Regions from separate parts of the Mus musculus genome. Here region 1 is linked to region 2. The links are chromatin contacts, found by Hi-C or POLR2A ChIA-PET in ENCODE. All regions are on one chromosome and are shown on one strand. The core of a region is the stretch at or near the end of the contact, and the rest is flanking DNA. Distances in the headings are between cores, read along the strand shown.

What was found. A loop is a pair of places that touch in the nucleus more often than their neighbours do. ChIA-PET counts read pairs that join two places held with the same protein, here RNA polymerase II (POLR2A).
Region 1: a map of gastrocnemius shows a loop between it and region 2 (7-fold over the local background). The contact joins the promoter of Ap2a1 here to the promoter of Fuz in region 2. A Hi-C loop is called at or near these places in 4 of 37 maps with a recorded cell type or tissue (gastrocnemius and heart). POLR2A ChIA-PET finds 5 or more read pairs at or near these places in 3 of 5 experiments (Patski and embryonic stem cell).

The regions. Positions count from the first base shown.
Region 1 is chr7:44,928,169-44,930,868 of GRCm38, forward strand. It overlaps Ap2a1 (adaptor-related protein complex 2, alpha 1 subunit), which reads right to left and starts at 1,322. Exons shown (of 24, transcript NM_007458.2): 1 at 1,112-1,322. The coding sequence starts at 1,178. It also overlaps a transcript of Tsks not described here.
Region 2 is chr7:44,894,768-44,897,467 of GRCm38, forward strand. It overlaps Fuz (fuzzy planar cell polarity protein), which reads left to right and starts at 1,312. Exons shown (of 11, transcript NM_027376.3): 1 at 1,312-1,595; 2 at 1,780-1,901; 3 at 2,148-2,232; 4 at 2,494-2,562. The coding sequence starts at 1,485.

The DNA.
Region 1 (2,700 bases), core at 72-2,571, 33 kb after region 2:
CCTAGAAGGGACTATGGTCCTCATATTGCTGTAATAAGCCAAAAAAGGCTTGGATCCAGGCCTGCCTTGTTCCCTTCCTCAGGGTACAAACTTCCCCTCCCCCAGCTTGATAGAGCTCTTCTCACAGAGCATTAAGATACCTTGCTTCCATCATAAACACTCACTCTGTGATACCTTCCCAGAGCCTGCTGGTATCTTAGGTTCCCCAAGACTTTATACTATAGTCCCTTATTTTTTACATGTAGCCTCTTCAATGCTGTCCTTGTTTGGGGGTGGGGGATTAGGGGGACGTTAGCTGTTTCAGACAGGGTCTCTCTGTGTAACCCTGGCTGTCATGGACTCACAGAGATCATCAGCCTACCTGTGTCTCAGAGGTAGTAGGATTAAAGGCCTGCACAAGTACACCTGGTGCCTTCCATGTCTTTTACACAATCTTCCATGTAGAGTCTTTTCATACATCATCCTCTGGTCCTCTGTCCCTTACCTCTTCATCTCTGGTCCTTCTGCTGTCCCCCCAACCTTATCATCTCTAGTTTCTCTGCTATGTCCTCACCTTATCATCTGGGGGCCCTATGGTGTTGTTCCTACCCTATCATCTCTGCTTCCTCTGCAGTTTCCCCACTTCCATCACTGATCCCTCTGCTGTCCCCCACCTTATCTTCTCTATCCTTCTGCTGTCACCCCATTTCTATTTCTGATTCCTCTGGTATCTCCCCACTTCATCATCTCTGGTTACCCTGATCCCCCCCCCCCCCCACACACACACACACACTTTATCATCTCGAGTCCCTCTGCTGTCTTCCCACTTTATTATATCTGGTCTTTCTGCTGTCCCCAATTATATCATCTCTGGTTCCTGGGCAGTTCCCCAACTTCTGGCCCCTGGCCCTAGGTGGTTGCCCGCCTCCCATCTCTTCTGCGTCCCTGATTTCCTCCATCTAGGCTCGAGATGGCACTGAATGACCTACCTAACCCGTTGCCCTATTCCCTCCACCTCCTCCCGCCACGTCCGCCCGCGCCATCCTGGTCCTTCCCGGGAGGACACCCCCGCGCTTCCCTGCTCCCTCCGCCCGGTCGCCGCGTGACCCCCGGGCCCCGGTCATGAGCTCACAGTTCCGGATGTCGGAGATGAACACGGCGAGCCCACGCATGCCATCGCCTTTGGATACAGCCGGCATGATGGCGGAGGGCTCGGCTCCAAGCCTGGCCGAACGGGCGCGGGGCTGGCTGGCGGCACCGGGCGGAAAGGACCCCAGACGGCGCCGAGGAGCCGGCCGGGGGAGGGCGGGCTAGCGGCGGGCTGGCTGCAGGCCGACGCCCCGCCTCAGACCCGCCCCTACGGATTGTCATCCGGGAACGTACGCCACTTGTTAGCTGAGAGCCCTGCCGCTCACAATAGAACGCCCGCCCTCCTCTCTCTCTGATTGGCTAAATAGTAAAGACACCAGGTGATGATTGGTGCAGTACCGGGCTATTTCCGTTCGGAGCAGGGAGGCAGGGGGCGTTGCCCTAGAGACGGGGGAGTTCGATGACACACTCTGGGACCGCCCCCTGAACGGCCGAGACCAACGCTAATTGGATGGACTACCAGCTCCGCGCCAGTAGGGCGGGATGTAAGAGGCCGAAGGAGGCGGAACTTCGGGAAAAGAAGACCAATGGGTGAGGAGATTGCTCTTCGCAAGGCTCTGCCGATTCGCCGGAAGCGTCATACTTCCGCCCTCGAAGGGGCGGTTGTGGGGGGCGGGCAAAAGGGCGACGATCCGTAGAGAAGGAAGGAGAAAGAAGCCCTGTCAGTTAGCTGAACTGCGATAGGTGGAGCGATGCCTGCAATTCCCTGCTGCAGAGAGGGGCTGGGCGAGGCGGTAGACCGTGAGGTGTCCACTACGCAGGCGCCTCCCTCTTCCCAGTCGGTCTCCACTCCCGAGCCCCGGCCTCGGGAGCATTCCCTTCCCTAAAAACAACGCCTGGAAATTTGACTTGTCTGCAAACCTCTTATCCATGAGAGGAGGGACTGCCGGTTAAGGATTGTTACCATAGACACTGAGGTCCAAAGAGATTGAGTGGCTTCCCCAAGACTACAGCTCAAAAATGGAAAACTGGGATTACTATTTTGGTTTTTAAACATTTTTCAATATAGGTTACTCTTTTTTCCTCCCTAAACCCCAGTACCGAAGACAATCTGCCTATAATGGTCATAAGATCAAAATTGCTTCCTCCATCAGTTCTGGAGAACCACTCAAGGAAAAGCCAGTTAAAGCCACAGCTGAGGACTGGGTCAGTTTGTTTTGCTTCCGACTCCCTAGGTTCTATGGTTCACTAGTTGCAGGGAAGTCAAAGCCCCCAGAACACCAATGCCCGGGGTTATTGAGAAATTTGGGGCAAAGGGACTTGGGAGAGTCCATGTCTATTATCCCCATGAACAAAACGGCACCCCTGACAGGCTTTTCTAATTTGACACCCCCAGAATGGGTCTAGAAGGTAGTTATGTCCTGGGACCTAGGAAGAGGCAGCACTGAGTCCTTGTGAATAGAAGGTAGTGTTCTGTGAGTTTGAGGCCAGCCTGATCTATGTAAACAGCTCCAGGATAGCCAGGACTACATGGAGAGTCCCTGTCTCAAAAACAGAAAAGGTTAAGGATGTAACGTTTAATCCCCCAGTGAGAGAATGGGTGTATGTGTGGCTCAGAGGTAGAGCCTCTGC
Region 2 (2,700 bases), core at 62-2,561:
ATGACTCAGCTGTTAAGAGCATTGACTGGTCTCCCAAAGGTCCTGAGTTCAAATCCCAGCAACCACATGATGGCTCACAACCATCTGTACAGCTACAGTGTACTCGTATATATAAAATAAATAAATAAATCTAGAAAAAAAAAAGAAAGGAAGAAAGAAAGAAAAAAGAAAGGAAGAAAGAAAGGAGACTGAGATGTTGAAAAAGGAATCGGAATTTCAAGGACACATGGCAAGTCCCAGGTCTGCATGGGCTACATGAGACCACACCTCAAAAATACACTAAACAACAACAAGCAAAAGAGAAAGAAAGGAAAGCAAAGAAAAAGAGAGTGGCTGGCATTCGCCATTCCAGGCCAAACAGCTACCCTGAGTTCCAGGCCAACCAGGCCTAAAGGCTGCAACTCACCCAGAAAGTAGAAAATAAAGACACGAAGCTGTAGCCATACTATTTTAATAGCCATACTATTTTAAACTAGAAAATAAATTTTGATTCTTACAGTGCGTGTGCCATGGCATGTGTACAGAGGCCAGCTTTGTGGAGTGAGCTCTCTATTCTACCATGAAGATTCCAGGGGTTACAAGCTTCTCAGGTCTTCATGGCAAGCCCTGGGATGTGCTGAGCCATCTCCCTGGCTCCTAGCCATCCTTTGGAAGAAAGCTTTGGAAGTGATAGTACAGTGATCATATCTGTGAAAATCTGTCTTGCTACCTCGGTGCTAACTTCTATTGTTGCATGGAACAAAGTTTTCCGTGTTTTACCTTTCGACACGATACACCATCATTGGCATTAATTCGTTACAGAAATTACGTGGTTTTCATGATTTTGGAAAAGGTTCTCTTCTGCCTTTCACTAATAACAAAAACAACCATCTCATTTGGTGGTTACTAGGCAACACTGCCTGGATCAAACCATTCTGAAAAAATGAGAGGGAGACGGTGGCACAGCGGTTCGGAGTTTTGAAACAGAAATTATTGTGAATGGTAGTTGCTAGGCAACGCCTGAGCATACGGCCATCTTTGACTGGGGCAGGGTATTTCCCACTATGGAATGAAAGGCCACGCTGCAGTTGCCAGGCAGTGCCTTAGCACTGTCCCCATCCTCAACCAGTTGTTTAAAAAAAAAAAATTAGCACGTAATTACAGCACACATGAAGGTTTGTAGGCAACACCTTAGCACCATCACCATCTTCAAACTAGATTCTTCATTCTCGTTATACAAAAGATGTGAAGCTGTCCAGGAACAACTTGAACGCTTGGCAAGCAATACTTGTCGCCATCTTTGTTAGGGTCATGATGACTTCCGGCCGGGGCGGAAAAAGAATCCTGTTGGAGGGGCTGAGTTGATGAAGGCAGGAATTTAGCCATCCGGCTTCTCGCCCTCTGGCGGCTCCAAACGGCAGGCCGACTTGCTTTCACTACCCGCATGCTCCTAGATCCACACCGAGAGTCTCCAGGGGGGTGACTTGTCGGGTGCGGGCTTCCAGATGGGGGATGAGGGGCCGGGAAGCCCGGTGCATCTGCTGTGCCTCGCAGCCTCTAGCGGGGTTCCCCTGTTTTGTCGGAGTAGCAGCGGCGGCGCCCCCTCCCGTCAACAGGTGGGGGCATTCGACTCCTTCGTCTAAATAAGGGGTTTGGGAAGCTGGGATGGCATACCGTGCAGGGAGTAGAGGCTCGGAGCCTTTAGGGGACTAATAAGCCTGGTTTCCTGAAGAACTTTGGGGGGATGTGGGGAGACGGCAAAGTGGGACAGTGAGGTCTCAATGCTTCCCCACTCTTCAGCTTCCTTTCTCTGTCATCGGCTCTCTCAATGGAGTCCACATGTTCGGCCAGAATCTGGATGTGCAACTGAACTCTGCAAGAACGGAAGACACAACCGTAGTGTGGAAGAACTTCCATGACAGGTCCCTTGGCGGGAGCAAGGGAACAAGATCTGGGCAGTGGTTCCTGGCTTAGGTGACCCCAGAGTCCTGCCAGTGGTGACTTGGCTGTGGGAATCTTTGATAAGCTACTCACCCTCTCTGATCCCTGCGTTCCCAGCAGAATGTAGCCAGCAGCATAGGAATAGCCCAGAGACGCTGAAGCGCTTGGCTCCGTTTCCCAGGCCTGACCTCTACTTCATTCTTGCTTCTCTTCTTTCCTCCCCACAGTATCACTCTCATTGTTCTGTCATCTGAGGAGGGCACCTCTGAGCTGAGGCTGGAAAGAATGCTCCACATGGTGTTTGGGGCCATGGTGAGACTGGGCCCTTTTTTCTCCAAAACTCAAGAGAGCTGCACCCCCAGCCTCTTCTCCTTAGTCCAGACCTGCATTTTTTTCTCACACCCAGACATCCAGACCTCAGCCCTCTTCCCTCATACCTAGGAGTCCAGGAGCCCGACCTCCACCTTCATACACAGGGATCCAGACCTGGCCTTCCTCTCAACACCCATTCAAATACTGTCCTCTCTGACTAGATCCTATTAAGGACCCCGCTGTCCTATGTGATTCTTCTAGGTTCTCATTGTGGGACTTGAGGAGCTGACCAATATCCGGAATGTAGAAAGACTGAAGAAAGAATTGAGGGTGAGGCTGTGGGATGTGAGTGACGTTAGGATCCCTAAGTCGTGCCCATTTGTCTGGAACTACAATTCCCACTATGCATAGGGAAAGCCCATGGGTTCTTGAAGAGCTTGTTTAATCCTGGAGCTGGCCTCAGGTTTT